Regions from separate parts of the Homo sapiens genome. Here all the other regions are linked to region 2. A link is an interaction called in ENCODE POLR2A ChIA-PET data of the cell type or tissue named here. Cell type or tissue: OCI-LY7. All regions are shown on one strand. Links, peaks and the distances in the headings refer to the core of each region. The heading gives the core; the rest is flanking DNA.

The links. ChIA-PET counts read pairs that join two places held together with the same protein. Peaks named below come from ENCODE experiments on the same cell type or tissue, not always from the same donor. Only the 100,000 strongest peaks of a DNase experiment are listed, where the experiment ranks them.
Region 1: POLR2A ChIA-PET joins it to region 2 with 68 read pairs; 8 of 35 experiments call an interaction of 5 or more read pairs at or near these places.
Region 3: POLR2A ChIA-PET joins it to region 2 with 20 read pairs; 7 of 35 experiments call an interaction of 5 or more read pairs at or near these places.
Region 4: POLR2A ChIA-PET joins it to region 2 with 13 read pairs; 4 of 35 experiments call an interaction of 5 or more read pairs at or near these places.

Annotation. Positions count from the first base shown.
Region 1 is chr14:65,201,962-65,209,632 of GRCh38, reverse strand. No RefSeq gene overlaps it. Among named protein-coding and RNA genes, the nearest start is that of LINC02324, 17 kb to the left of the region's middle. RefSeq lists enhancers at 1,139-1,228, 4,492-4,601. In OCI-LY7, for the core only: no CTCF peak of the experiment used is centred there; DNase peaks (open chromatin) are centred at 2,712, 3,042, 3,442 and 4,062; H3K4me3 peaks cover 3,487 bases; H3K27ac peaks cover 4,000 bases.
Region 2 is chr14:65,299,771-65,307,441 of GRCh38, reverse strand. No RefSeq gene overlaps it. Among named protein-coding and RNA genes, the nearest start is that of MIR4708, 32 kb to the left of the region's middle. RefSeq lists enhancers at 2,741-2,840, 4,971-5,040, 5,061-5,160 and a silencer at 4,391-4,490. In OCI-LY7, for the core only: no CTCF peak of the experiment used is centred there; DNase peaks (open chromatin) are centred at 2,901, 3,151, 3,431, 5,301 and 4 weaker places; H3K4me3 peaks cover 3,831 bases; H3K27ac peaks cover 4,000 bases.
Region 3 is chr14:65,355,485-65,363,155 of GRCh38, reverse strand. It overlaps a transcript of FUT8 not described here. Among named protein-coding and RNA genes, the nearest start is that of MIR4708, 24 kb to the right of the region's middle. RefSeq lists enhancers at 7,120-7,209, 6,030-7,229. In OCI-LY7, for the core only: a CTCF peak has its summit at 3,395 (motif pointing right); DNase peaks (open chromatin) are centred at 2,843 and 3,405; H3K4me3 peaks cover 1,176 bases; H3K27ac peaks cover 3,346 bases.
Region 4 is chr14:65,374,025-65,381,695 of GRCh38, reverse strand. It overlaps a transcript of FUT8 not described here. Among named protein-coding and RNA genes, the nearest start is that of FUT8-AS1, 35 kb to the left of the region's middle. In OCI-LY7, for the core only: no CTCF peak of the experiment used is centred there; a DNase peak (open chromatin) is centred at 3,943.

The sequences.
Region 1 (7,671 bases), core at 1,580-5,579, 98 kb after region 2:
TTTGGAAGAGGGCCTTTGTGACAACTCACAAAGTCAAGGCCTGCATCCAGGTTGCGGATCTGTTTTGTTTGGTCTACAATGTTAAAAAAATTTTAAATTAAAAACTTAAAACAAACCTTTGAGGTCTTCTGGCAGGGTGTGTATTTACAGTTTTTCACAGTCCCCATCACTCCTTATTTATCATACCTTGTCCAATTTGCCCACTTAAATTATCTGACTGGCTTATGTAGGTATCTGGGTTTGTGACCCTACTTTGTGACTGTTTCTACAGTTGTCCTTTTTCCAGTTCTTTAGCTTTTTAGGGTTTGCCCTCTTCCCCTCATTGGCCGCAGCTCACCAGTCTCCTCCTGGCCCCTCAGCTTCACCACTTCAGAGACCCTTTCCCCCTTGTTTAACCTGGTAGTTGCTCTTACTTTATATCTAATTCCATTACTGCCACTCTGCTTCAGGAAGGAGGCACTCAGGCAGCCACTAAGCGATCCTTCTGTTTTTTTGTTTGTTTGTTTTGTTTGTTTGTTTTTGAGATGGAGTCTCCCTCTGTCACCCAGGCTGGAGTGCAGTGGCACAATCTTGGCTCACTGCAACCTCCACCTCCCGGGTTCAAGTGATTCTCGTGCCTCAGCCTCCTGAGTAGCTGGGATTACAGGTGCATATCACCACGTCCAGATAATTTTTGTATTTTTAGTAGAGACGCGGTTTCACCATGTTGGCCAAGCTGGTCTCAAACCCCTGACCTCAAGTGATCTGCCTGCCTCGGCCCCCCACAGTGCTGGGATTACAGGCGTGAGCCACCACGCCCGGCCTAACGGATCCTTCTTGAACCTGAGTTGGGCAACTGCCCCCCTTCCAATGGGAACTCTGGTCCTCAGCTTCTTCTGTGACGCTCAGGGAGGCCAGCAAGGAAGCCACCCTTCCCAGAGTCCAGCAAGGGGCTCACTCCCGTGGTTGGTGGTAGGGAAGTGAAACTGCCTTTCCAAAATTATGACTGAGACAGTGAGAAAGATCTAACTTATCTGTCTCCATCTTGCTTCTAACCTCCAAACTGTCCTTGTTCATTCCTGGGCGTAGGCTGAACTAACTGGGAGAAATGTAGTTTATAGTTTAAAACAAAGATGACGGTAACAGCCCTTTCCCAAAGCAGACCTCCTTTTTGCCTAGGGACTAGATTGCCTTTGTAGGACTAACAGCCACAAGACTAGAAATTATGGTTGTAGGAGTCATGCTGCTGGAGGCTACAAGATTCTGACCCTCACTAAACTGCTCCTAAGATTAGTGTTTGAGCTATTTTGTAGACTCTGCACTTGATGGATCAGTTGGCACCACCCAGACTGATAAACTGAATCATGTGATCTTGTGGCTCCTACCCAGGAACTAACTCGGTGCAGACAGCTTCAACCCCCTATGATTTCATCCCTGACCAACCTGCACTCCCAGCTCACCGGCTCCCCACCCCCAACCCACCAAGTTGTTCTTTTTTTTTTTTTTTTTTTTTTTTTGAGACGGAGTCTCCCTCTGTCACCCAGGCTGGAGTGCAGTGGGGCGATCTCGGCTAACTGCAAACTCTGCCCCCGCAGGTTCAAGTGATTCTCCTGCCTCAGCCTCCTGAGTAGCTGGGATTACAGGCGCACGCCACCATGCCCAGCTAATTTTTGTATTTTTAGTAGAGATGGAGTTTCACTATGTTGGTCAGGCTGGTCTCCGACTCCTGAGCTCATGATCTGCCTGCCTCAGCCTCCCAAAGTGCTGGGATTACAGCCATGAGCCACTGTGCCCAGCCCCAACCCACCAAGTTGTTCTTAAAAATTCTGCTTCTTGGGTGTGGTGGCTCATGCCTGTAATCCCAGCACTTTGGGAGGCCGAGGTGGGCGGATCACGAGGTCAGGAGATGGAGACCATGCTGGCCAACATGGTGAAACCCCGTCTCTACTAAAATACAAAAAAAAAAAAAAATAGCTGGGTGTGGTGGTGCGCACCTGTAGTCTTAGCTACTCAGGAGGCTGAGGCAGGGGAATTGCTTAAACCTGGGAGGCAGAGATTGCAGTGAGCCGAGGACGCTCCACTGCATTCCAGCCTGGCGACAGAGCAAGACTCCGTCTAAAAAAAAAAACAAAACAAAAAACAAACATCAACTCTGCTCCCCGAATGCTTGGGGAGACTGATTTGAGTAATAAAACTCAGGTCTCCCACACAGCCAGCTCTGAGCGAATTACTCTTTCTCCATTGCAATTCCCCTGTCTTGATAAATCGGCTCTGTCTAGGCAGCGGGCAAGGTGAACCCCTTGGGTGGTTACAGAAGCAGAAGGGGAGAAACAATTTCCAAGCCCTGAACACACATGCAGAGTCGCACCCACAGTTGGCTTAATTTAACATGACACAAAAAACGTTCCTGGCTAAACCGCTGCATATTAATTTGGACAATTACTTTCAGCCAGTGGCGTGCTAGGGCCAGCTTATACTGGCTCCAGAGAGGCAATTGTTAAACACTCAGAATTTTAACAGCAGGTTGGTGTCTTGAAATCGGCCACTGTTGGAAGTATTTACACCAAGGAAATTGGCAAATGTTATGAACTAGGGCATTTGGGGTGGGAGAAAAGAGCCACTTTACCAGCATACTCCTGCCTTTAGCCCAACTCAGCATTTCCTCCACCCACAAACTCTCAGTTTTGTTTGGTCTATTTCCCTCACTTACGCTTTAGTAGAGGCCGTATAGTGCAGTTAAGAGGAGGGGCTATAGGGCCATACTATCCTTGTGCAAGTCTATACACTAGCAATGGGACCCTGAGCACACTGCTTAATATCTCTATGATTCCTTGTTCCCATCCCTATGACTAGAGCTGTTCATTGCACCTTCTCATAGGATTTTCATGGGGTTAAATGAGTTAATACATTCAAAGGACCTAGAGCAGTGCCTGGAGAAAAAGGAGCTCCACAAGTATTAGCTATCATCATTCTAAAACTGAAATTTCAGTTAGTTCTCTTATTTTACTTTTGTGGTTAGAAGATGCAAATATCTACTCACCAGTTTAAACCCTGCACTGCTTGCTGAATATAAATATCCCCAATGCCTCACTTTTGGGTGAGTAATACCAGGTCAACTCACGCCTTCTTCCTCTCAAAAAAAAAAAAAAAGGAATAGCAGTGATACATGGTAAAAAGCCTACTCATACTATGATTCCAAAATGTGGGTATTGGTTTTGCATCTCATTTCCAGAATTAGAAAAAGTCTCCTCTGTATTTAGTTTTTATAAGTTCTCCTTTTTTTTTTTCCCATTTCAGTTTTAAGATGCGCTGTATTTTTCTTATTTTCAGGGTCCCGAAATCAGGATGGGTGTTTCAGTTGATGCATGCGTTTGATGTGGTTGTGTTTCTTTTCCTCCGCCTAAAAGCAGTTATTAAAATGATGGCGTTTGCAGATCTAGATTTGAAAGAAAAGAATAATGGTGCATCTTGCAATCAATAGTGTTTTAGAATCCAGGAAACACAGTAATAATACTCAACGAAAAAGTCAGTTCTAGGATGCCAGCTTCCGCATCCAGTGTCTTGTCCCCAGGAGCACGATGTTCCAAGGGTGGGGCTGTGTCCTGTTGTGCCTGCTGCAGCCATGCTTTCTTTCCTTTAGGATCAGTGTTGGTGGGGGCTTGGCCCAGGATTGGATGGTATCTTGTTTTGTTTTTTTGAGATAGAGTTTCACTCTCTCGCCCGGGCTGGAGTGCAGTGATCGCAGCCCACTACAGCCTCGAATTCCTGGGCTCAAGTGCCCTCCTGCCATGGCCTCCCAGTTCTGGGACTACAGGCATTAGCCCCTGTACCCAGCCATGGATGTTTTTTAAGTGTGCAAAGATTCCTCCTCATTCTTCAATTAAAAGCATAGTGAACCATCTGCTGGGCTGGGATTGGACTATGAGAGAGAAAAGCACTAAGACAAGCTGAAAACACAGGTGAAAGTAGCAAGCAGGCTCCCAAATAAAGAGCAGGCCCAGCTCTGCCAGTCAGCACGCGCACACACACACACACACACACACACACACACACACACGTTATGTTTTTGAGTCACGCCCCTTCCTTGTTCCACATGATTGGTCTACACTTCACACTTCCCCTATAATCTCAGTTTCTTTCACCTGGTTTCTTGCCCAAACAGCTTGTTGGGTTTAAGAAGGAGAAATCTATAAAAGAATTGAAGTCTCTTCAGGGAAGGGCCTAGCAGAGCAATTCTGGCTGTGGCAACTCCCCTGGGGTGGCTCCTCCCTAGCCATCTCCTGAGCACACAAGCAAGGACCCTTTCCTCTCAGCTGTCACTCTGGACATGTGTAATGATCCCAATACAGGAGACTCTGAGCCGCAGCCCCTAGGCCCACCTTACGTGTGAGAACTCTCCTGTGTGAGGCCGAGGCAAAGCTGCACGGGATCCTGAGAGAGCAGCAGCCAGAGCAGAAGCTGCAGGAGAGACTGGCACATGGAAGCCAGCCTGTCTCCACAGCCCATGTTCTTGTTTTGTTCTAACTCTACGTGCTTTGGTCGGTTTCCCCTACAACACAGCAGCAGCAGGTGGGCGCACAATGCAGGGACCGGCCCACCCTGACATGGCTGTGTTTGGCAGCCCTGCACACCCCCTTTTCTTTTTTTGCAGGAGTCAGGAGACTGGGGTGGAAGAGGTGGAGACCCAGTCATATCAGGCAAGGGAGGTCTGCACTGCGCTGCAGCCAGAAGGCTAACAGATCACATCCCCACTGTCCCTTCCCAGCTCTGCTCTCCTGCTCTGTGGAGCAGGCCTGGCTGGATACCCCACATGCTACTGCTCTGCATCCACCCCACCCCCACATTCACACTGAAGCCACAGTCCCCAGGCTTACTCCCAGCCAGTGCTGAGCAGGGGTGCAGGGGGTGGGCACTAAGCAGGCCATTTCTGCAAGATCCAGGACTCCTCCAAAGGGCAGCTTTGGCCCAGAGACTCCTCCTCCACCCAGCTGAACCTTTCTCAGAGCCGGGCTGCAGCCTAAGTCTCCCTACCTGTGCAGTAAAGAATTGAACCTTGCCCCTCAAAGAGGTCTAGTCTTTACCCTTGGCCCCCGGGAGGTCATCTTTGTTTGCCTGGGGGTCTTAGGCTGGCCAGATAGTAACAGTGTGACTTAGGGTGGGGAGTAGCCACACCAGAAAAGCCAACATTATGATTTGCATGGGGCTTGGGGTCACCAAGGTACCAACCAGGGCTCGAGTAAGCTTCCCTGCAGGGCACCCTTCAGATCCCCATCTCCTCACAGATACCTTGTTTATAAACCTCCACTAGCAGGATTCTGGAATTAAACACAGTAGCAGTTGATTGGCCCTTTGCAAATGAATTGAAATGGACCAATAAAAATGGAGAAATACACATACTCAGCAAATTATAGTAACATAGGCTTCATCCATCTACAAGTAAGAGAAAATGGCTGGGCACAGTGGCTCACACCTGTAATCCCAGCACTTTGGGAGGTCGACGCAGGTGGATCACATGAGGTCAGGAGTTCGAGACCAGCCTGGCTAACATGGTGAAACCCTATCTCTTAAAAATACAAAAAATTGGCCAGGCGTGGTGGCGCATGCCTGTAGTCCCAGTTACTTGGGAGGCTGAGGCAGGAGAATCACCTGAACCGGGGAGACAGAGATTGCAGTTAGCCGAGGTCGTGTTACTGCACTCCAGCCTGGGCAACAGAACAAGACTCCGTCTTGAAAAAACAGAAAAGAAAAAGAAAATGCAGCACGGATAGGTTACACAAGAAACAGAAATGAGCCAGAAAAACACTCCCAGTCCTTGCCAAGTTGGCAGTAAGCAGGGTGGCCGGCTCCCTCTCCCAAATCCATGCTGGAGAGACCATAGAGGGAAACAGGGATTCCAGGAACCAACAACCACAGCAGTAGCAACAAAACGTGTGAACCCCCTGGGGAGATGTCTCAGACCAGGATCTGGCCTTGGACACTTTCATATATGCACATGATACCAGAGTGAGCAGCCAGTGGCTTAGGGATGAGATGCTCTAAGTGGGGCATTGTCACTCCCTCAGAAGACAAATAGCAAACCCCATGAGCCATAAGTGTATCCAAAGCAGGACTGAACAGACAGACCAAGAATGTAAGACAAGCCCCATACGTATAATTAAGGCGCTAAGACAAAACAGAGTAAGTAGAAATATTGTGTCCAGAATTTATTACTTCCGGTGGGTTCTTGGTCTCACTGACTTCAAGAATGAAGCCACAGACCCTCGCGGTGATTATTATAGTTCTTAAAGATGGTGTGTCCGGAGTTTTTTCCTTCAGATGTTCAGATGTGTCCAGAATTTCTTCCTTCCGGTGGGTTTATGGTCTCGCTGACTTCAGGAGTGAAGCTGCAGACCTTCGCAGTGAGTGTTACAGCTCTTAAAGGCAGCGTGTCAGGAGTTGTTTGTTCCTCCCTCCCAGTGGGTTCATGGTCTTGTTGACTTCAGGAGTGAAGCCGCAGACCTCCGCAGTGAGTGTTACAGCTCATAAAAGTAGTGCGGACCCAAAGAATGAGAAGCAAAAAGATTTATTGTGAAGAGCGAAAGAACAAAGCTTCTACAGCATGGAAGGACACCTGAGCTGGTTGCCGCTGCTGGCTGGGGTGGCCAGCTTTTATTCCCTTATTTGGCCCCGCCCACATCCTGCTGATTGTTTTACCAAGTGCTGATTGGTCCATTTTACAGAGTGCTGATTGGTCCATTTTTACAGAGCGCTGATTGGTGCATTTACAATCCTTTAGCTAGACACAGAGTGCTCATTGGTGCATTTACAATCCTTTAGCCATACAGAAAAGTTCTCCAAGTTCCCACTTGACCCAGGAAGTCCAGCTAGCTTCACCTCTCAATATTAGGCACAAGAAAAGTAAAAACAGTCAGTGTGTAGCTCAAGTCTATAATCCCAGCAATTTGGGAGGCTGAGGCGGCAGGATTGCTTGGGCCCAGGGGTTTGAGACCAGCTTGGGCAACATGGCAAAACCCTGTCTCTACAAAAAATACAAAAATTAGCCAGGACTGGTGGTGAGCACCTATAGTTCCAGCTACCTGGAAGGCTGAGGTGGGAAGATGACTTGAGCTTGGGTGGTTGAGGCTGCAGTGAGCCAAGATTGCACCACTACCTCTAGCCTGGGCGACAGAACCAGACCCTGTCTCAAAAAAACAAAAACCAAAAGGGGCAGCAGGAAACTTTTGGGGTTAATGGATAAGCTGATGACATTGATAGTGATGATGGTTTGATGGTTTCATGGCATATGCTACTCCCCAAACACATCAAATTGCATGCATTAAATATCTATGTCTTTTTGTACGTCAATAATAACTCAATAAAGAGGTTTTAAAAAAGATTAGGTTACTCTTATTTGCCTTTGGGCTTTTGGTCAAGGACAAAGGTCTCTAATTAGGTATAATATTGTACTTCAAATAAGTGAACACAAACTCTTTTCTATCCTCCAGGTACCATGGACTAAATCTTCAAGCATTAAGAAACAGCATTCATTCCCACTCATTTCCACACCAGCCTTTGATTCGATGCAGATACATATTATAGTAGCATGCCTTACCTACAGCATTATGTGTATTTGCTGTCACAATAAAGTATATCTTGTCTTGCAAATTAAAAACACACACACGGCTGGGCGTGGTGGCTCATGCCTGTAATCCC
Region 2 (7,671 bases), core at 1,661-5,660:
ATCTTTATTTCATATTAACACCAGAGGGCTTGTTAGCTAGCATAATAAATGTTAGATATTAATTTTCACTGGTAAAATGAGTTGTGTTCAAGATAGGTGCATTGGCTGTAAATACTGCGTAGGTACTCTCCCCTTTCCCCAAATGGATCAGTAGCTTATAGGCTTTCAGGATGGCCTGAGCCAAGGATTGAGTCCAGTCCAGTGTTAAACCACCTGCAAGTGATTCTATCACCTGATGCCAACTGGAAGTTGAGTTTAACCCTGCCAGTTTCTAGGGACAGGCCTAATAGCTACTGTAAATTTCAAGCAGTAATAAATGTACACAATACTTCAAGATAACATTAACAACAGTAAGGTGACATGAAAATATCCATAGTTTCTATTGGTGACTATCTTAGTCTGTTTTTTGTTGCTATAAAGAAATACTTGAGGCTGGGTAATTTATAAAGAAACGTGGTTGATGTGGCTCATGATTCTGCAGGCTGTACCAGAAGCATGGCATAAGAATCTGCTTCTGGTGAGGGCTTCAGGCTGCCTCCACTCATGGTGTGAGGCAAAGGGGAGCTGGTGTTTAGAAATCATGTGGTGAGCGAGGAAGCAAGAGAGAGGGGGAAGGTGCCAGGCTCTTTCTAACCATCAGCTCTTATAAGAACTAGTAGAGTGAGAACTCATTACCTCGAGGAGGCACCAAGCCAGTCATGAGGGATTCAGCCCCATGACCCTAAAACCTATTAGGCCCCACCTCCAACACTGGGGATCAATTTCTTTGGGGGGGGACCAAAGAAACCATATCTAAACCATAGCAGTGATAAAGTCACCAGTTCTGCTAATATGACTGTAGTTTCTTACCTGTATTACTACTCAAGAAAACGCTAAAATCATTTAGAAGTTAGTAAAAAATATATATATTTTTTTCATTCAAGTACATAGAGTCTCTGAATTTTATTCACTGACCTCACGGCGGGTCCACGGACTCAGGATAAGAACTCCTGAACCGGAGTCCAAGACCAGCCTGATCAACATGGTGAAACCCTGTCTCTACTAAAAATACAAAAAAATTAGCTGGGCGTGGTGGCGTGTGCCTGTAATCCCAGTTACTCAGCAGGCTGAGGCAAGAGAATCACTTGAACCCAGGAGGCAGAGGTTGCAGTGAGCCGAGATTGCGCCACTGTACTCCAGCCTGGGCGACAGAGCGAGACCCTGTCTCAAAAAAAAAAAAAAAAGAAAAGAAAAGAAAGAAATCCTAAGCCTTACCTAGTGAATGTTTGATACTAGAGAAGCCACTCAAAAGGGCCTCATTATTAGTAATGCCCATAATGGGGACACCAATGTCTTGGCCAACAGGGTCTCTCCTGGGAATCCCAAAGCAGTCTGTAGGGCTGGGCTGCATATAGAATCTCCCCAACTGGCCAGGCATTGTGGCTCACGACTGTAATCCCAGCACTTGGAAGGCCGAGATACGCAGATCACCTGAGGTCGGAGTTCAAGACTAGCCTGGCCAACATGGTGAAACCCCATCTCTACTAAAAATACCCAAAAAATTAGCCGAGCGTGGTGGCAGACACCTGTAATCCCAGCTACTCAGGAGGCTGAGGTGGGAGAATCGCTTGAACCTGGGAGGCGGAGATTGCAGTGAGCCGAGATGACGTCACTGCACACTCTAGCCTGGGTGACAGAGCGAGACTCTGTCTCAAAAAAAAAAAAAAAAAAAAAAAAAAAATCTCAACTGTGTGTTCCCAGTCCCCACAAAGACTTCACAAAAGCAGAGTCTTCATCTATGATGAGTGCTACAAGAACACAGGCAGCTACAATGTAGCATCGGTCTGGCACAGGTCAACTTCTTTCTCAGCAAATCTAGTTTTTCCTAAGGAAGCAGCAGAGATCTATGGCAGACTCTAACACAGACACACCCATTCACTTTACCTCCAGAGCACTTTTCCCTTCCAGCTACTATATCCCCACATTTGCATAATTAAATGAGCCATTACACTGGTTTTTCCAAAACTAAGTAACCATCTGCCCTAAAGTTGTATCCATGTCTTGCCTCTTAGAAAATTCAAGACTCACTTCTGGATTCTTTTAAAAGCCTAGGTTTATTGTTGAATTTCCCTGTGTGTTTTCTCCTCTTTTCACAAACATTTCAAAAGTCTTCAGGTCAAAACTCAGTCCCACCTCAAACATCCTGAGCTCCCTTCTCTCAGGCAGTCTCTGAAGCACATGGCCCAGCCCTGTGATGGCGACAGCACAGGGAGATCTCCTTCCCATCAGAGTCACTGGTAGCTCTCTCCCCCTCACTACCACAGGGCCCTGACGTGGCTTTCACAAGAGTCCCACAGCAGGAAGATGCCACTCAGGGGGCACAAGCTGACTGGGATGCTAGAAGGGGATAGGATCAGAGATCAAGAAAAGCAGAAGAATAGCTTCCTCCACTTCCAGCTCTGTTCTCTTTTGTTCTCAGGCCAGGAGGGTGTTTAGCACCCTGAGGGGACCGTGTCCTGGACAGCTTAGTAAAAAGGAGAGAAGCCTGGGCACAGTGGCTCACACTTATAATCCCAGCACTTTGGGAGGCCGAGGCAGGCGGATCACGAGGTCAGGAGTTCGAGACCAGCCTGGCCAATATGGTGAAACCCTGTCTCTACTAAAAATACAAAAATTAGCTGGGCGTGGTGGCGGGTGCCTGCAATCCCAGCTACTCAGGAGGCTGAGGCAGAATTGCTTGAACCTGGGAGGCGGAGGTTGCAGTGAGCCGAGATCACACCACTGTACTCCAGCCTGGGTGACACAGTGAGAGACTCCGTCTCAAAAAAGAAAAAAAAAAAAAAAGGAGAGAAAATACAGAATCAATCTAAGTGCAAGTGTTATTCTCACTGGCACCTGCATGTGGGAGGCTGGCCAAGAGAGAAGAGCTAGGTGGAAGGAAGTGGCGCGAGGCAGATGAGGAGGCCAGAGGACAGGAGAAGGGGCTGGGCAGGGTCTCTGCCTTCCTGCCCTCTGGAGGCACTCACTTTATCACACTGGTGGCTAGGGATGCTGGGGTCAGGAGGGGCAGCGAAACAGGCTTGCACCTCCATGGGTGCCTCTGCCCTCATCCAGCACCCTATGCACAGGCCGCATGCCACTCTGGTCATGCCTACCATGGCTGGCAGGTGCTATTTATCACTGGGTCTTTTTACCTAAATGTGGCAGGGAGAGAGGATAAGGAGGGGAAACTCTTCACAGAAAAATGTTCTTTCTCTCTAGATCCACGGGCTCCTTATTCTTCACACGTCTGACTTGATCCTTTGCTTCTTCCAGATTCAGACCTTTCTTGTAAGTGGTCCCTTCCCGAGTCCCAGTGTGCTCATTCTTCCAGGGGCTCGTAGTTACTGCCTTGAGGGAACCGTTTGGGTGTCAGCCACCTGACCCCAGGTTACAAGCAGAGGAGCCACAATTAGCCTCTATTCAAACAAAGGATTCCATCTATAGAAGCTCATTTGTTTTCCTCGCTGCAGCTGGCTGGGCTGGGGGGCTGGGGGGCTGGGAGGGGGTTTCTCTGTCACTTTTTTCTTAAACTTTTCCTTTACATCCAGGAAATGACCAGTTCATTACAGTTAAAGAGTAAGTTAGGGGCCGTCCCAGCAACCAGCCAGCTCCTTGTATTTCGGGCTTTTTGTTCCATTAAAATACCAGAAGAGCTGTTTCATTCGGGCACTCCCTTTCCGGGGCTTGAAGAGAACCCAGAGGTGATTTCCAGCCATGGGTCTCCCTGTGAGCCTTGTAAACCCTCAAAATCACCACCCTCCCCTTGTATCAGGAAGCTTAGGGCAAACACCTCCAGCTCTAGTGAAAGCTGGATTTCCTACCCGCCTCCCACCCCTAACCCTCCAGCCCCATCCCCAAAGTACCACTGGATTCTGGAGTCAGATGAGCCCCAGCTGTGTCGCTTCCTAGCTTCGTGCTCATGGGCAAGTCAGTTAAACTCTCTGAGCCTCAGAAGGGAATAATGATAATGGTGATACCAACTCGGAAGGTTTGCAGAGATTAAAACCCAGTGGGATTTGTAAATGATGCTTAATAGACTTTAAAAGCCTATTTAAAGTTAGACAGCATCATTTCTCAGAATGCTGGGCTAGAGAGGAGCTTTTAAGATTTTTTCTTGTGTGCCTAGAATGTAAGCATCTGCAATGGCACTTCTAACACCCCTGGTGAGGGAGTCCTAATCAAATAAGGGTGGGTCTACTTGTCATGTGTCCTTCAAAGAGTTAAATACTAAAAAGAAACTTGCAAACCTTAAGGGAACCTCAGTGCTGGACACAGTGGGAGAAAATCTATCTCCGTTTCCTGATGGTTCTGGGTAACTGTGTGAACTTAAGAGGCTTAAGAAGACATAGGAAACAGTCACACCTGCCTCACAGATGATCTGAGTTGACAGTCACCCACAGCCCCCAAAGTTGTGGTGGCCTAGGAATGACAGCACAGAAAATCACCCCAGTTTCAGTCTGACTGGACCCCACCCTGCTCCCTCCCACCCCATCCCCTTCTGCCCTCTTTATTCTTGTCTCTCTGAATTGACAGTGGGTCAGGTCTGTCCAGAAAGGGTTAACCTTCAGGCTGTCGGCCAGGTGATTACTAAACTGGAGCCCTGACTTTTATTTACTGGCACATAAATCTTTGCTTTGACAATTGTGTCTGAGTGTTTTAACGCCTAGCTGGCCCTGCTGGAGTTTGTTTGACCATGTTTTGAAAAGTGACTTCAGTGCTTGTGGTAGTAATTGGCCTGGCACCACGAGCTGGCGACACGGCAGCGTGATGGACTGCAGCAATTTGAACTCAGCAGCTGATTTATTTTCTGTGGCTTTCTGCTTCTGCTGCTTCTGGTACTGCAAAGGCATGAAGTGGTCAAAGCCAACATGGGGCCCAGGGCCTTCTATCTGGTAGGTATGCATGGCGTGTGGAGGTGGTGTTTTTCTGCTAGATGTCCTTCTAGAAATGGCCAGGAATTTTCCAATGGCTCATGATAGAAAAGCCTCCTATGTAGTGTTTGGCCTGTGATAGTCCTTTGGGTTCAGTGTCTACCAGGTTGACCTGAGATACGCTTTGCATATCTCAGTGTAGACATAAACCCGAATGAGAACAAGCAGAGAAGATTTATGGAGAGCTCTCTATAGCGAGGGAGTCAGCCACTAGCACTTGGTTTTAGCAGATAGTCAAAGTCAGGCGGGGGAGTAGGCAAGCTTTAGAGTGAGAAAAAAAGGGGAGGGCTTCAGGTGTGCTCTGATAGGAGGTTGTTGGCATGAAAGAGCTGGAGGCAGGCTACTGAGAAGCAGGGTGCCCTATAGAATTGGTGTAGAGAGCATATCTGGCTTTCTCTGGTTGGTCCTGAGTTGGAAGGAGGGCCAAAATTTAGGGAACCTGGCAATGATTGACCAAGTCCTGACTGGGGGCTGATTGCTATAGAGGCTGTGGTTTGGCTTCCTGGGCTGGTCGCTACAGAGGCTGTGGATCAGAGTTCAGTTTTCATATATGGTCTGGCCATTGTCCATTTGCATATTTGGTCTCTCGATGGAGACTAAATTTGAGAATCCTGGTCAGTCTGGATTACGTTGGCATGGTTAAGCTGCTGCCTAGTAAAAATGTATTGCGCAGATGTTTATCATAGCGGTAGTTATAATTGCAAAAAAACACAAAACATAAAACAAGGCTGGAAACAGCCAGAATAGTCAATTTTATAGAATTAAAATTAAGGTGTACCCACATTGCGCTAAACTTTAAAAGTGAAGACATTCTAATGACATTGGAAATGTTTATAAATGTGATGCAAAATGACAACTTGATTCAAAAATCATACATACTATGTAATTTTAGGTATAAACAGAGGTTGGAGAGTCTTCCTGGCCCTTAATTTTTAGGTAAGATGTCCTCAAATACCCGTCACAGGGGTATAGGCAGTCCATTACCCCCCTGGGATTTCTGAAAACTTTCTGAAGATGCATACAATCGTCCTATGCATACAATCACCCAGGCTGTGAGCTCCTACTTCCCCAGGATTATTTAAATTCTGGAATATTGGCTCATCACCTGTCACACGCTGCCTCTAACCTATGCCATGTCAATCCAGTTGTAGAGCTCAGTTCTTTCCTTAATTTCAACAAAAACTCAGTCACCTAAGGCTTTGCATAGAGCAGAGGTATCCAATCTTTTGGCTTCCCTGGGCCACATTGGAAGAAGAAGAATTGTCTTGGGCCACACATAAAATACACTAACACTAACGATAGCTGATGAACTAAAAAAAAAAAAAAAAAAAAATGGTCCGTGCATAAATCTCATAATGTTTTAAGAGAGTATACAAATTTGTGTTGGGCCACATCCAAAGCCGTCCTGGGCCACATGCAGTCCGTAGGCCGCGGTTTAGACAAGCTTGGCATGGAGGGATTTATATCCTGCTAGGCATACTAAAAAATCAATATTGTTAGCTGGGTGTGGTGGCTCACACCTGTAATCCCAGCACTTTGGTAGCTGAGGTGGGTGGATCACTTGAAGTTAAGCGTTTTGGACCAGTCTGGGCAACAAAGCGAGATCCTTTCTCTACACTAAATTTATACACACACACACACACACACACACACACACACACACACACACACACACACACATATATGGCACTCTATAGATATAAGCTCTCTCTACATACATATTATGTATTCTCTCAGTCTGTCTGTCCCTTGGCATTTTTCCCTGTTCCGGATCCAGTCTCCCGATATGTTCTCGAGCCACTTTGTCTTCCTTTTCTTTCCTTTCTCTTCCTCCTCTGCCCTCACCTTCTAGAGGAAACACAGATCCTTCCTAAGGGATAATAACGGCATAACATAACGCAACCAATTCATCTCTCTCCAGTTCCTGCTGCAAACTTTGCTCTCCCTCCACATATCCAAGAACTCTGCTAAAGCTTTAAAATTACCAATTGTATTTTTTTTTTTTTGAGACAGAGTTTCGCTCTTGTTGCCCAGGCTAGAGTGCAATGGCGCGATCTCAGCTCACGGCAACCTCTGCCTCCTGGGTTCAAGTGATTCTCCTGCCTCAGCCTCCCGAGTAGCTGGGATTACAGGCATGTGCAACCATGCCTGGCTAATTTTTGTATTTTTAATAGAGACAGGTTTTCTCCATGTTAGTCAGGCTGGTCTTGAACTCCCGACCTCAGGTGATCTGTCCGCCTCAGCCTCCCAAAGTGCTGGGATTACAGGTATGAGCCCCCATGCCTGGCCACCAATTGTATTTTTAAGGGCTGCCAGGTTACATTTGCTCTGAGAAACAGGACTTCTTTTCCTCCCAGGCCCTGTTGGGTGAGTAGGGGAGGGAGTGGGTGTGGGCAGGTGTTTTTTCCAGTAACACAGAGTTGTTTGAAGATTAAAGACAGGGTACATACAATTCCTAGCACAGGCCCTGGCACTGTGATTGCGCTTGTTGCTTTATCAAACAGTATCAAAGGGGGCCTCCTCAGGTCTTCTGAGTTTCTAAGCCTTATCAGCATTTTGCATATCAGACACCGGCTCTGCAGATAACTCCTTCCTTACCGGCTTCTGTGCAATTTTTCCTCTAATCTGTTCTTAAAGGGTAGAACTTTCTACCTCTGCTTTTTACCAAATAATCTTAATCAGTTTTGTTTTTCTAATGTTTATCCAAGAAGTCCTTAAT
Region 3 (7,671 bases), core at 1,623-5,622, 56 kb before region 2:
AGTGAGATTCCATCTCAAAAAGAAAAGAAAGTCCTTTCTGTACCTGCCATGTCTCAAATTCCTTCAGTTTAAAATATCCAATATGCTAAGGTAGTGTGTCCTAAACCTCATTACCTACTCCAGAAGTTCTTTTTTTTTTTGAGTCTCATTTATGAGGACAGAATTTCTTCTCTTTTTTTTTTTTTTTTTTTTTTGAAACAGAGTCTTGCTCTGTTGCCCAGGCTGGTGTACAGAGGCGCAAACTCAGCTCACTGCAGGCTCCGCCTCCCAGGTTCGCGCCATTCTCCTGCCTCAGCCTCCTGAGTAGCTGGGACTACAGGCACACACCACCACGCCCGGCTAATTTTTTGTATTTTTAGTAGAGACGGGTTTTCACCATGTTAGCCAGGATGGTCTCGATCTCCTGACCTTGTGATTCACCCGCCTCAGCCTCCCAAAGTGCTGGGATTACAGGTGTGAGCCACCACGCCCGGCTAATGAGGACAGAATTTCTTAATCAGAGGATATCTGGGGTCAGGTCTAGAAATCTGCACTTTTATTTTTAATTCCAGGTGATTCCTATGCATACTAATTGTTTAGCATTGCGTATCACCCTTGACCCTAAAGCAATTTGGGCTTTTTGTTTGTTTGTTTGTTTGTTTGTTTGAGATGGGGGTCTTGCTATATTGCCCAGGCTGGCCTCGAACTCCTGGGCTCAAGTAATCTTCGTACCTCAGCCCCCTGAGTAGCTGGGACTACAGCCACCACACCCAGCTTCTAAAGCAATCTGTAATCCATTGAGTCATTAGCTTAATTCTCAGCTCATCAATTCCTGTATTCTTTCCCTCAAACAGTCCCCCTTTTGAACTGAAAACACAGCATGCTCCTTAGAAGACAGCGTTGTGCTATTGGAAAGAGTAGAGGGAACAATTGTTGACAGGGACTATTTCAAGCTTTGGCAGGGAACACTTGTTAGAACAATCATAGCTAAATCATAGATTGTAAAACAGCAAAGCCTGGGAATCTGCTCTTCAGGGGTTAAAACAACATGCAACCCAACTAGCTGATCAAGTGTTCCAGGAATAAAAAGAACTGACAAAGAGCTTCAGAGTCATCACAACTGGCGAAACCAAAGCTCCATTGGCAGGCTGGAGGGTTGTTGAAACAAGATATGCTGCAACAAGTTCTGGAGTGAAAGAAAGAAAGCATTTCAAACAGCTGATGAAAGTTTATAAAATAGAGATAGGGGAGGATCTACCACAACATTCCCAGCGATTTCAGGAAATACCCAAGGCCACTAAAAGTGGATTCTTGGGGAGAGGAGAATGGGAGTTATAATTTATTTATTTATTTATTTATTTATTTATTTGTTTGTTTGTTTGTTTTCTTTGAGACAGACTCTTGCTCTGTCGCCCAGGCTGGAGTGCAATGGCACAGCGTCTGCTCACTGCAACTTCCACCTCCGGGTTCAAGCAATTCTCCAACCTCAGCCTCCCAAGTAGCTGGGAATACAGGCACATGCCACCACGCCCGGCTAATTTTTGTGTTTTTAGTAGAGACAGGGTTTCGCCATGTTGGCCAGGCTGGTCTTGAACTCCTGACCTCAGGTGATCCCCCAGCCTCAGCCTCCCAAAGTGCTGGGATTACAGGTGCAAGCCACCGCACCCGGCCATAGTCTATTTTTAATGTAAAATACTGAGTTTCTATGAGTCAGTAAGGTTAGTGCCCTTACTTAGGACAATAGTAATTTAGTCCTAGTAAGTATCCTTACAAGGTCTCTAGTAGATCCTTACATTTATAGAGCTTTTTTTTTTTTTTTTGAGACAGAGTTTTGCTCTTGTTGCCCAGGCTGGAATGCAATGGCACAATCTCGGCTCACCACAACCTCCGCCTCCCAGGTTCAAGCAATGCTCTTGCCTCAGACTCCCAAGTAGCTGGGATTACAGGTGCACACCACCACGCCCGGCTAATTTTTGTATTTTTAGTAGAGACGGGGTTTCACTATGTTGGTCAGACTGGTCTCGAACTCCTGACCTCATGATCCGCCTGCCTCGGCCTCCCAAAGTGCTGGGATTACAGGCATGAGCCACCATGCCTGGCTTTATAGAGCTCTTTACAGTTTAAAATCACCATGTAATCACTCTCATGTGATTGTATAGCACCTTGAAAGTTTCCAAAGTTCTTTCATCATACCTGATGACTTACCATCTTCATCACTGCTCTGCAGCATTTACCATCCCCATTTTGCAGAACAATTTTTTTGAGAAAATATGGGCTCATAAAATTACAGAATCTCTCCAAGGTCACCCAACTAATTTGTGTTCACTAAGTTGTGAACTCAACTTCAGTGCTTCCCCATTTCCACACCTGACTTTCTATTATAGACTTCTGCAAACAATAATAATAAAAAATAAAATGTAGCTCAGCCCATCATAGCATTTGAGGGCTATAAGCCAACTTCCCATTTGACAGATGAGAAAACCCAGGCACAAAAATGTTGAGGCTTTGCCCCAGGTCACATGGTTATCAACAGAGTCCGGATACTGGATCCCCATCTCCTCATTATCCAGTGCAGAGCTCATTCTACTTTGCCCTGCTTCCTCTCATACTTTGTGGATAGCTAGATATAAATCACATGTGTACATTTGGAATCTTGGAACAAGTGCCTTTAATAGGCCAGTCCTCTGAAGTATGGGAGCCTAACAGATTAAAAATGCTTTAGGTTGATTTAAAAAGGCATCTCTGGCCTTTGAATTTAGCTTTAAAAGCTTGGAATGTTTGTCTTCTTACTCCATAATGGTATAATCAGTACACTTACCACATTAAGCAATGCAGAAACACCTGCTGTGAGTCGTGCCCACATTTCTATTATTGGTATAGATGGCTGTAAACCCAGCTAATGGCAAGACTGACAGAGTTGTTTCATGTTAGATTTTGATAAAAGGGAGAGAATCATGCAGATTTGAAACATGATTTGTAAAATTACCAGTTATCAGAGGATGCATGAGGGCTAGTCCCACAACATAAGGTAAAAATGAGTGTGCCTGGCCAGGTGCAGTGGCTCATGCCTGTAATCCCAGCACTTTGGGAGGCTGAGGCGGACGGATCATGAGGTCAGGAGATCAAGATCATCTTGGCCAACATGGTGAAACCCTGTCTCTACTGAAAATACAAAAATTAGCTCGGTGTGGTGGTGTGTGCCTGTAATCCCAGCTACTCGGGAGGCTGAGGCAGGAGAATGACTTGAACCCAGGAGGCGGGAGGCGGAGATTGCGATGAGCAGAGATCATGCCACTGCACTCCAGCCTGGGTGATAGAGCAAGACTCCGTCTCAAAAAAAAAAGAGTGTGCCTTGCAGGGATGCAATCAGAAAATTGTAAACCCACGTTCATAGCTGTATTACTCACATTAGCCAAAAGGTGGAAGCAACCCAAGTGTCAGTCAACAGATGAATGGATAAATAAAATGTGTTCCATGCATACAATGGATTATTATTCAGCCTTAAAAGGGAAGGAAATGCTGACCACAGTATAACATGGATGAACTCTGAAGACATCATGCTAAGTGAAATGAGCCAATCACAAAAAGACAAGTAGTGTGTAACATACTTGGAGTAGTGAAATTCACAAAGATAAAAAGTAGAATAGCGGTTGCCAGAGCTGAGGGGAGGGGAGAATGGAGAGTTTGTGTTGAACAGGCTCAGAGGTTCAGCTAGGGAAGATGAAAAAGTTCTGGAGATGTATGGTGGTGATGGTTGCACAACAACGTGAATGTACTTAACGCCACTGAACTGTATAGTACACTTAAAAATAGTTAAAATGATGAATTTTATGTTATGTATGTTTTGCTGCAATACACAAGAAAATGAATGTGCCTTGTTTATTGGTTTCTTCTCTCATTTTCGACGGGCAGCAGAGCATGTGTCCTTGGGGCAGCCCAGGGATTCCAGCTCAAGCTCCAGATTGTTTGCATCCTTCTTCAAAACTTCACTAAAAACACCATCACAAGAAAACAGTAAGACAAACCCCAAAAGTAAAACAGATGCCCTGGTCTCTTCAAAAGTCAGTGCCCCTAAAAAAGAAAAGATTGGTTCTTAATAGGAAAAAAAACAGTTCTAAAAGACATTTTGGGAGCAACTGAAAAAGTGTGAATATGGACTCAGTATTAAATAATATTAAAGAATAATTATTAGTTATTGTAGATGTGGTCATAGTGTTCTGGTTGTGTAGGAGAATGTCCTTATTTGGGGTAACCATATGCTGTTAAGTATTTAAAGTGTCATGATGCTCAGCAACTTATTTTCAAATTATTAAGGGGAAAATATATGTACTCACCAAACAGTAAAATAATAGCACAAAAAAACACAAATAACAGCAGAAAACAAAATGGCAAAGACATAGATAAAACAATTATTCAGTGTAAATTATGCAGGGCATGGTAGCTCACACCTATAATCCCAGCACTTTGGGAGGCCAAGATGGGGCTGTCCACTTGAGCACAGAAGTTCAAGACCAGCCTGGACGACACGGAGAAACCCCATCCATCTCTACCAAAACCACAAAAATTAGCCGGGCATGCACCTGTAGTCCCAGTTACTCTGTAGACCGAAGTAGGAGGATCGCTTGAGCCTGAGGAGGTCATACTACTGCACTCCAGCCTGGGCAACAAAGTGAGACCCTATCTCCAAAAATGATAATAATAATAATAATGTAAAAAAAGTAAATGATGTATTTAAAGGTGTTACTTGCATTAGTTTTCAACATTTTTGTACATGTGATAATTGTTATTAAAAAGTGTTTAAATATTGAGTATCTATGGTTTAATAAATATTTTTATTAATTTATTTATAATTCACACAAAATAATTGTACATATTTATGGGATACAATGTGATGTTTCAATGCATGTGTATACTTTATAATGATCAACTCAAGGTAATTACTATACTCATCACTTTAAACATTTATCATTTCTTTGTAATAATACTCAAAATCTTCTCTTCCAACTATCTTGAAACATAGACTGCATCGTTACTAGTTACAGTCACCCTACCATGTAATGGAACACTAGAACTTATTCTTCCTAACTGTAACTTTTTACCTGTTGACCAACCTCTCCTGTTCTCCTCCCCTCCCTACCCTCCCCAGCCTCTGGTAACCACTATTCTACTCTCTGCTTCTAAGAAATCAACTCTTTTGGATTTCACATATGTGTGGAAATCATGTGGTGTTTGTCTTTCTGTGCCCAGTTTACTTCACTTAACATAATGTCCTCCAAGTTCATCCAGAAGTCACTATTAAATTGCAAATTTATGCCTTCTCTAGTCAAACCACCATTACCACCAGTTCAGGGTGTACCAGGCACTTTGCTAAAACTTCACACACACTATTTTATGTGATTTGCACTCTGCCTCTATCAAGAGACTATTGTCATTACCCTCACTTTTGCAGATGAGAAACTGAGGTGCAGACATTAAGTAACCTGTCCAAGATTATGCAGCTAGTGAGTGACAGAGCCGAGGTTTACACATAGACAGTCTGGCTGTAAAATAGGTCACATCTTCCAAACTGGAAGCCCTGAAGAAAATTTTAGATACTGAGGCAAGCCTATGATGGAGATGTGTTGGGGGCCCTCAAATCATGGCCATTAAGGGGGTATCTCAACCACCTAAGGGTAGGGTCTGCTTAGGCTGCAGAGCCCTAAAGAAATAGCCTCTGTTCGAGTATTCTAGCAGTGAATCTGGGTATTTTGCCCCTCCCAGGGAAGCTGAGACTGTTTTACAGCTATTGTCTCATCTGTAGCCCTAGGCAGGATGGGAACTGTTATAAATAATTCTTTCTAGTTTCAACTCTGGAGACTTGCCCGAGGCTTCTGGCTCTGTGGTCCACACCTGGCTTCTGTAGACAGCAACAACAGTAACTACAGCAGTTGACATTTTTATAATACTTGCTATGTGACAAGCACTCTTCCAAGTACTTTAAATACACTAACAAATCCCTGCAACACTTCTGTGGAGTAGACATATTATCCCCATTTTAGAGATAAGAACACTGAATCACAGAACATAAGTAAATGCCCAAGGTCACACACCTAGTAAGTGAAGGAACCTGGCTCCCGCCAGAGTAAGTACTCATGGCTTCTATTAATCCAGATGAGACCCAGAAGCTCCCTTCTGGTTCTTACCTCTCCTGGGGAGAACTTTGTCCCAGTGCTTGCCCCTGACCACATGAGTTGAATGAAATCAACTCAGGTGGCACGGAAAAGAGGCCAGCAGTAGTGGCCTCAGTGCCTCTGCCAGATATGTGAGCCGGTGTTCCAGTACCCTGCTCTCTCCACATTTTACCTTTGGGCCTTTGTTTTTTTACAAAGCAGCAGTAACTCCCAGATGGTTTGATATCAGAGGTCATCACCCCACCTTGCTGCCTACTAAGGACATGGTGGCCCAGCCCTAACAAACCACAGAAAACTTGCATGCTTGTCTTCAACGGAAAGAAGAGAAGGCTTCCTGGTGGGCCCTCCCTAATGGAGCCAACCACAAAGCCAGCCATTGGACAGGACTCTAAAGTAAGGAAAGGCAGTCCCCTCCCAATTCCCCACCCACACTCTCTCACCTGCCACGTCAGGAAGTGTAGGGTGAACCTCTTTATACTCAGGTGTTAGTCATGCTTCCTATCCCTCCCAAGGGGGCATCCTAATATGGGATCCCTTGGAGGCAGCAATGACTCACCCAAAGGAATGACGCTGGTAACAGAACGATCATCAAATGATGATAATCGAATGAGGCTTTTTTTTTCCCTTTCTGCTATAGGAAAAAAAGAAAAAAATATATTTTTCTTTTCTTTTCTTTTTTTCTGAGATGGAATTTCACTCTTGTCACTCAGTCTGGAGTGCAATGAGGCAATCTTGGCTCACTGCAACCTCTGCCTCCCAGGTTCAAGCAATTCTCCTCCCTCAGCCTCCTGAGTAGCTGGGCTTATAGGCATCTACCACCATGGCTGGATAATTTTTGTATTTTTAGTAGAGATGGGGTTTCACCATGTTGGCCAAGCTGGTCTTGAACTCCTGACTTCAGGTGATCCACCCACTTCAGCCTCCCGAAGTGCTAAGATTACAGGCGTGAGCCACTACACCCGGTGGAAGAAAAAATTCTATTCCTCTTCACTGACCTCCTAGCTCCCCAGTTAGCTAAGGCTTTGTGTTTAGCGGTCAGTCTTAGTTCCTCATTTTGTCTTGGGGGTAGTGGTGGCAGCAGTTAGCTAATGGTTTCTCTATAATTCAAGGGTCAAACCCAAGAAGGAATTAGATGGCAGTACCCCAGAGGATGAGGTGGGGATTGGTTGGAGAGAAGCTAGGGCTTTGTGGATGAGAGAGAGAATTGGATTCTATGAGTCTGGAGCCTTGCGCCTTTTCTGTAAAGGGCTCTGGAGGTTGCTGGTGTCTAGGGGAGCAGTTGGTGCCTGGAAGTCAGAATGTCTCTGTAGGAGGGGTTTAGGGGCAGCAATCTGATTGAAAGGCTGGGAGGGGAAGAGGATGCTCTAAGCTGTTTACATGGCTACATACATGAAAATGAGAAAATATTAATTACCTACAACAAGGAACAGGGGATGCTGACCTAGATTACGGGGAGAAGATCTAAAGTTTCCTCAACACTCCTTCTACTACCACCACCACTCAAACTTGGCACATGACTAAT
Region 4 (7,671 bases), core at 2,367-6,366, 74 kb before region 2:
CCTGGGAAAGGAATACCAAAAAGATAAGCTTTAAGTTGAGGAAAGTTGAGTGAGCTCAAGCCATTATTTTCATTATGAGATGGAAGGTATGAATGACTGCTGAGAGCAAAGAAGGTAGAAGGCAAAGGGTCAAGAGGCCCGGAATAGTTACTGACGCTTTCCATGTGCCAGGCACCATACTGAAATTTTACCACATTACCTCATTCAGTAATTAAATGTGCTTTTCAAGGACAAATGTTGTCAGATGGAATAAGAAGCAAAAATTAGGACCACTTTGTCCACTTTCAGCCATCTAGTCACCTTGCTCCTCTGGTACCATTACTAATTAATGGCCCTTTAAAGCCTGGCCTGCAATTTGTTTTAAGTTAAATGCTCATTTCTAGCTGAATAGGAAAACATTTCAGTTATGATAATATTCCTTTAGTTTAGTTTAAAGGAAAGAGCTGTAGAAGATCATTTAAGAAAGAGAAAAAGCCTATTATTGAGAACACTCCATTAGTGAGAGCAAAGGGAGATGGGGCTTCAAAAAGATAGTGTTAAATGGTCCAAGTTAACGGCAATCAATAAATATTTAGGAAGTGGATTTAACCTGCATATTTTTAAGTTCTTCTTTCAAATGTAAAAAAATATAACTTTAGATTCCAAATCTATCAAGGGCTAGGACTGTGCCACCTCTTTCTACAATGCCTAGGCAATTGTGGAGGCTCAGTGGATGGCAGCTGAGGTTGAGCCATCCTGCACTGCCTGACCCTCCTATTATTATCTTTGCCATGTGGTACAGGCAACCAGACCAGCAAGCTAGAAGACTTCTAATTTTCCAGATGGTAAATGGGAACCTCTAAATGGGAAACTTGTGACATTGACTGTCCCTTTCTCTGCGAAACACTTTCCAAAATTGGGATCAATACATTCAGAAGTAGCTGCCAAGGATTTCCTTCATTGACATCCAAGTGAACCAAGTTGAGATTGGGGGTAGCTGCAAGAAAAGGCAAGAAACATGACCAGCCTGCCTGAAAGAGCCTTGGAGGACCCCAGAGGGATGACCCTTCAAGTGGGAGTAAAGTTGGGGATGAGGTTGCAGAAGGCTGGGAGAGGTTGGGATAAAATCAGGGTAGCATCCCTACTTGGCTCTCCACAGCGTGAATATTGAACCACTAGAAATTGTTTCCAAAGCTGCTGTTGGACCCCTTGCCACAGGCTGCTGAACCATGCCTCTAAAATACTACATTATTCTATCCCTATCCATTTATTATTTTTGTCTAACCTTCTACTATGGTTTTAATGTGTGATACAGTTTGGCTGTGTCCCCACCCAAATCTCAACTTGAATTGTATCTCCCAGAATTCCCATGTGTTGTGGGAGGGACCCGGGGGGAGGTAATTGAATCATGGGGGCTTGTCTTTCCCATGCTATTCTAGTAATAGTGAATAAGTCTCATGAGATCTGATGGGTTTCTGCTTTTGCTCCTTCCTCATTTTTCTCTTGCCACTGCCATGTAAGAAGTGCCTTTCACCTCCTGCCATGATTCTGAGGCCTCCCCAGCCATGTAGAAATGTAAGTCCAATTAAACCTCTTTTTCTTCCCAGTCTCGTGTATGTCTTTATCAGCAGCGCAAAAATGGACTACTACAATGTGTCTCCTCCAAAATTCCTGTTAAAACTTAATCCCTATTGTGCTGGTATTAAGAGGTGGGGCCTTTGGGGAAGTGATTCAGTCACGAGGGCAGAGCCCTCCTGAATAGATTAGTGCCTTATAAAAGGGCTAGGGAACTAGCTAAGGCCCTTTTTGCCCTTTTGCCTTCTTCCAGGTGAGGACCCAGTGTTCGCCCCTCCTGCCATGTGAGGATGCCCAGCAAGATGGCCCTCACCAGGTATCAAATGCCAGAACCTTGATCTTGGACTTCCCAGCCCCTACAACTATGAGAAATAAATTTCGATTGTTTATACATTACTCAGTCCATGGTATCCTGTTATAGCAGCACAAACGGAGTAAGACACTCACTTACAAAAAACAGACTCAAAATAATCAGGCCCCCTTTTCTTGAACCCAGAACGGCATGCAGTGCTGTGGAGACTGGATCCTGGTTTGCATCACTCACCCACTACAATTTCAGCTCCAAGCACATAAAGTAATTAGTACTCACTTTTTTTTTTTGTTTTTTGTTTTGAGACAGAGTCTCCCTCTGTTGCCCAGGCTGGAGTGCAGTGGCGCCATCTCGGCTCATTGCAACCTCCGCCTCCCAGGATCAAGCGATTCTCCTGCCTCAGCCTCCTGAGTAGCTGGGACCACGGTGTGCACCACCATGCCCAGCTAGTTTTTTCTATTTTTAGTAGAGACAGGGTTTCACCATGTTGGCCAGGCTGGTCTCAAACTCCTGACCTCAAGTGATCTGCTCGCCTCAGCCCCCCAAAGTGCTGGGATTACAGGCATGAGCCACCACACCTGGCCACTCACTAGATATTTATTGAATGTTTGAACCTTGCTTATATGATGCTGCTTTCTTGTGTTTCTGCATGTTATTTTTATTTGTTTAAAAAGCTTCTTGTGTTGGCCGAGAGAGGTGGCTCACGCATGTAATTCCAGCACTCTGGGAGGCCGAGGCAGGCAGATCACCTGAGGTTAGGAGTTCGAGACCAGCCTGACCAATATGATGAAATCCCATCTCTACTAAAAATACAAAAATTAGCCAGGCATGGTGGAATGTGCCTGTAATCCCAGCTACTAGGGAGGCTGAGACAGGAGAATCGCTTGAACCCAGGAGGCGGAGGTTGCAGTGAGCTGAGATCATGCCACTGCACTCCAGCCTGGGCAATAAGAGTGAAACTCCATCTCAAAAAAAAAAAAAAAAAAAAAAAAAACCTTCTTGTGAAATTTTTTTAGAAGTATTACTATATTTTTCATAATTCTTTACATGGAAGAGTCAAAGAAAATTTTGATGCTGTAAGGGTCACTATGTAGACAAACAGATGTTTGGCTAATCTTCTAGTAGACTTATTTCACCTATAGTCCTGGAAGTATTCTAACATCGGAAAATGAGGGAGTATTAATGTGAAACTTTAAAGTGGAACAGACAGGGCTTTCTGTCTGTTTCCAAAATAAATAGCTTTCAGGTGAAATTATTATGGCTGGAAGACTTTATGGGTGACATCACCTGACATTTACTTAAGGTGTTTTTTTAGGGGAGCCTCTATTTCTCTCCTAGAGTCTTGTTCTTCCCTCTTACTTACATCCTGGGCAGGTAGATACAAAACAAACATTTTCATTTCATCTCCACTCCAAAAATCCAAAATAACGACAAGATCAGCAATAGAACCCACACATTTGGCTTTATTGTAGATTCCATCCTACTTAACCTTTTTACCCACTGGCCCTCTGCTCCTGGTGCCTCGGGTTAAAGAAGATTTGCTTGAAACAAACATCAGCTGTCTCTCAACCTCTTTCTTAGCAGCTCACCTTCATCATCATACCCACTTGGTAGGGTGACTCCTAAACTATAATAACAAGAATAGTAAAGTTAATTTTATATAGACTCTTTCATACAGCTGGCTCCATTACAACATGTTTGCCAAGTTAAGAGTTGTAGAATTACAGTGCAGCACTACTGAGTTAAATAATAAGTAACAGCTGATACTAATAATAGCTTAATTTATGGTCTGGTAGAACTGTCACAACTGAGGCAGCTCTCCCTCTGCCCCTCATCTCTTCTCTGTCTTTTCCTTCTCCCTCCTTTGGAAACAGCCACCAAGTGAAGTGCTGAGATTGTCATATGACTCACCATAAATTCAAGTCACTTATTCTTATAACCTGTAGCTTTATAACCGTATTATATCAAAAATTTCCAACTTCTTTGAAGTTGCATCACCCTATCATTGTTTAATTTCACAACTGGTTCTCCTGATGTCATGTGCTCGGTGGGAGGGGCATACCAGGCTAGATTCAAACCTCTTGAGAGTTTGCAACATCCTCAGAAAGATTCTTGCTTTTTACAAGATCGAGGTTGACAATTACTACTCTGCACAGTAACACTGTAAAGAGGATCCTCCTTTCTACTTAAACCAAGGAATTAGAAAGCAAACAAATCAGCAAGGCCATACCGGGATCACATAGCAGAAATTGGGAATGACTATTTTTCCAATGTCTGTGGATGGTGACTTTCCATGAACACTCTGGTCTCACTATAATTGGAAAGAATTCCAAAATATTATTACATAAACCTGATTTTAAAACCCATGCAGCTTTGATTTAACACAGAATGCCCATTTTATCACATTTGGGTTTTTTTAAATTTTTTTTATTTTTACCACCAGGCAAGAATATCACATTTGTTAATCACTTATCTCCCCATTTACTGACCTTAGTCTCTAAGTCCTGGAGCAGAATATGGACTTTTCCTACAATCAAATAACCTGGTGACCAAACTCTCCAGTTCCATCAAAGCTGCACCCTTTGTAAAATATACTCTAGGGAGCTAGAGGGAGTTTGGACCTAGAAGCTTTTCATATTGTCTGCTGCAGCATGTAGGATAATTGTCAGGGTGTCCTCTATGCTCTGATAAAACTGCCAACTTATCTGAATGAAATGTATCTCAATAACACTCCATGCTGGGGAGGGGGCCTGAGCAGGAAGCAGCAGTAACATTTTATGCACCTTTTATTATTGCATAAAAGTGATTAACTGACAATTTATTACTAGGTTAAGACATCAAAACAATTAAAATGAACATAAAAATCTAACATTGCCAGGCTCTTCCGGGCTACCTGAGAGTAACTGACACATCCATCCTTTTCTATCCCTCACGTGAAACTCTTCATAGGAACTCACCTTGCTCTCCAAGACCTCCCTACCTAGAGGTGACAGAAGAGCCCAGGTCTGAGTCCCATCAAACATGGAGTTGTTTTTTGTCAGGGGAAGAGATCTCTTAGTTTTCTTGAAGATGAACTTGTCTGCTATGAAAGAAAAAAAATCAGTGCTTTTAATAACTGTGAGCAGGGCACAGCGGCTCATGCCTGTAATCCCAGCACTTTGGGAGGCCAAGGCGGGTGGATCACTTGAGGTCAGGAGTTCAAGACCAGCCTGACCAACATGGTGAAACCCCATCTCTACTAAAAAATACAAAAACTAGCCAGGCATGGTGGTGGGCGCCTATAATCCCAGCTACTTGGGAGGCTGAGGCAAGAGAATCACTTGAAACCAGGAGGTGGAGGTTGCAGTGAACCAAGGTCACACCACCGCACTCCAGCCTGTGTGACAGGAAGAGACTCTGTCTCAAAAACAAAAACAAAAACAATCTGTGGATGAAACGAGAGATTTTCATTTCTTGCTTCTACCACCACCACATGTTCTTCTTGATTTTGTTTGGCTGATACTAAAATCAGGTTCACAATATTGTATTTGCTCCATCTCTCTCCACCAAAACAGAAGCCTTTCTGCCAACTGTCTTCCTAGTCTCACTGCCCTGTAATATTTGCTAGAATAATAATCATGGAAAACCATACTTGACAAATAGAAATTTTCTTCTGCGGAAAGTTCTTTGGTTTTACTCTATGCTTTCCAGAATACACACCTTTTCTTATTATTTTATTTATTTTATTATTTTTTTTTTTTTGAGACAGGGTCTCACTCTGACACCCAGGCTGGAGTGCAGTGGCATGATCTTGGCTTGCTGCAACCTCCACCTCCCTGGATCAAGCGATTCTCCGGCCTCAGCTTCCTGAGTAGCTGGGATTACAGGCATGCGCCACCATGCCCAGTTAGTTTTTGTGTTTTTTGTAGAGACGGAGTTTCACCATGTTGGTCAGGCTGGTCTTGAACTCCTGGCCTCAAGTGATCTGCCCGCCTTGGCCTCCCAAAGTGCTGGGATTACAGGCATGAGCCACTGCACCCAGCCACAGAATACAAACCTTTTAGATTCTGAATTCAAAATATTCCTCTCTAAGAGGCAATGTCTGACAAACATCAGTTTGAATACCAGTGACACTACTTACTTGCTACAAGGCTCTCTGAGCCTATTTCATCCGTAAAATGGGGCCAAGTCAAGTGAGAGCTATTAGTACTCCCGCCCTATTCTTTTCATTTTAGACAGGGTCTTGCTCTGTCACCCAGGCTGGAGTGCAGAGGCACGACCGTGGCTCACTGCAGCCTCAACATTCTGGGCTCAAGTGATCCTCCCACCCTAGCCTCCCAAGTAGCTGGAACCACAGGCACGCACCACCACAACCAGCTAATTTTAAAACTTTTTTTGTAGAGATGGGGTCTTGCTGTGTTACCCAGCCTGATCTCAAACTCCTGGCTCAAACAATCCTCCCTCCTCAGCCTTCCAAAGTGCTAGGATCACAGGTGTGAGCCACCCCACCTGGTCCTCCCACCCTATTCTTGCTATTTATGTCCATGTCTTAACTATGGTGATCAGCCTGAATTTCATTGCCTACAATATTTGCCACGTGTGGCAACTAGTTTAATTACGATGATATGAGTTGGCAGAAAATAATTTTTTGGAAGTAATCAGATATCTGAAATTTCCTGGGCTCATCTTAAAGGGTGTATTGAGGAACTAAACAAAGACAAGGGTTCTCAGACTTCATATACCCTTAGGATTTCTCACCTTCCACTTAAGAAATGACCACCCCACCCCTGTGTTTATTTATTAGTGACTCAAGAACTTTTATAAGCCAATTACAATGAACAAACAGCTCTTATTGTAAGGCAATAAACAACAGTAAACCCTGACCTTATCTAAATTCATTGCTCTAAGCCACAGACCTGCAGGGAATAGTTACATTTACAACTCACCCTTGGTAAGCCAGTGTGGTGGCTCACACCTGTAATCCCAGCACTTTGGGAGGCAGAAGCCAGTGGATCACGAGGTCAGGAGTTCGAGACCAGCCTGGCCAATATGGTGAAATCCCACGTCAACTAAAAATACAAAAAAAAAAAATTAGCCAGGCGTGGTGGCACACACTTGTAGTCCCAGCTACTTGGGAGGCTGAGGCAGAAGAATCACTTGAACCCAGGAGGCAGAGGTTGCAGTGAGCCAAAATTGTACCACTGCACTCCAGCCTGGGTGACAGAGAAAGACTCCATCAAAAAAAAAAAAACAAAAAAAACAACTCACCGTTGGTTAGGATTGAAGATTTATAGGCACACTAGTCCAGCTGTCTTTGGGGAACTTGAGGAACCAATAGTGCCAAAATACCAAGTATGGAAAGCCAAAGAACTCATATCAGTCAGAGTTACCTTTGGTCTTTCATGGTGTGGGCAGGGGCAGGGGAAGTGGAGGTATAGAGGAAAGAGAGAATCAGAGAAAAATCCATGTTTATCCAAACCCCTTTTTCCCAGGACATTTGAGTATGTAGTACATTATAGACAATTTCTCCTCCAGGTATATAAACCAATAAAATAAATGGAAAATCATTATTGTCCAGTGAAACATGGCAGACTGTACACTCACATTTATCTCTATTCTCACAAAAACAAACTCAGCAAAGAAATTTTTAAATGACATAAACACACAAAGACAAACAGAGCATTAGACAAAGACACAGTAAATGAGAGAAATAAACAATATTAAGAGAAAGCTGAAACCTAAACCTACAGGAAAAACAGATCAACGAGTCTGAGAATCCCAGAAAGACTCAGCCTTTGGGGGCAACTGGTTCCTCCGAAGGTGGGAGT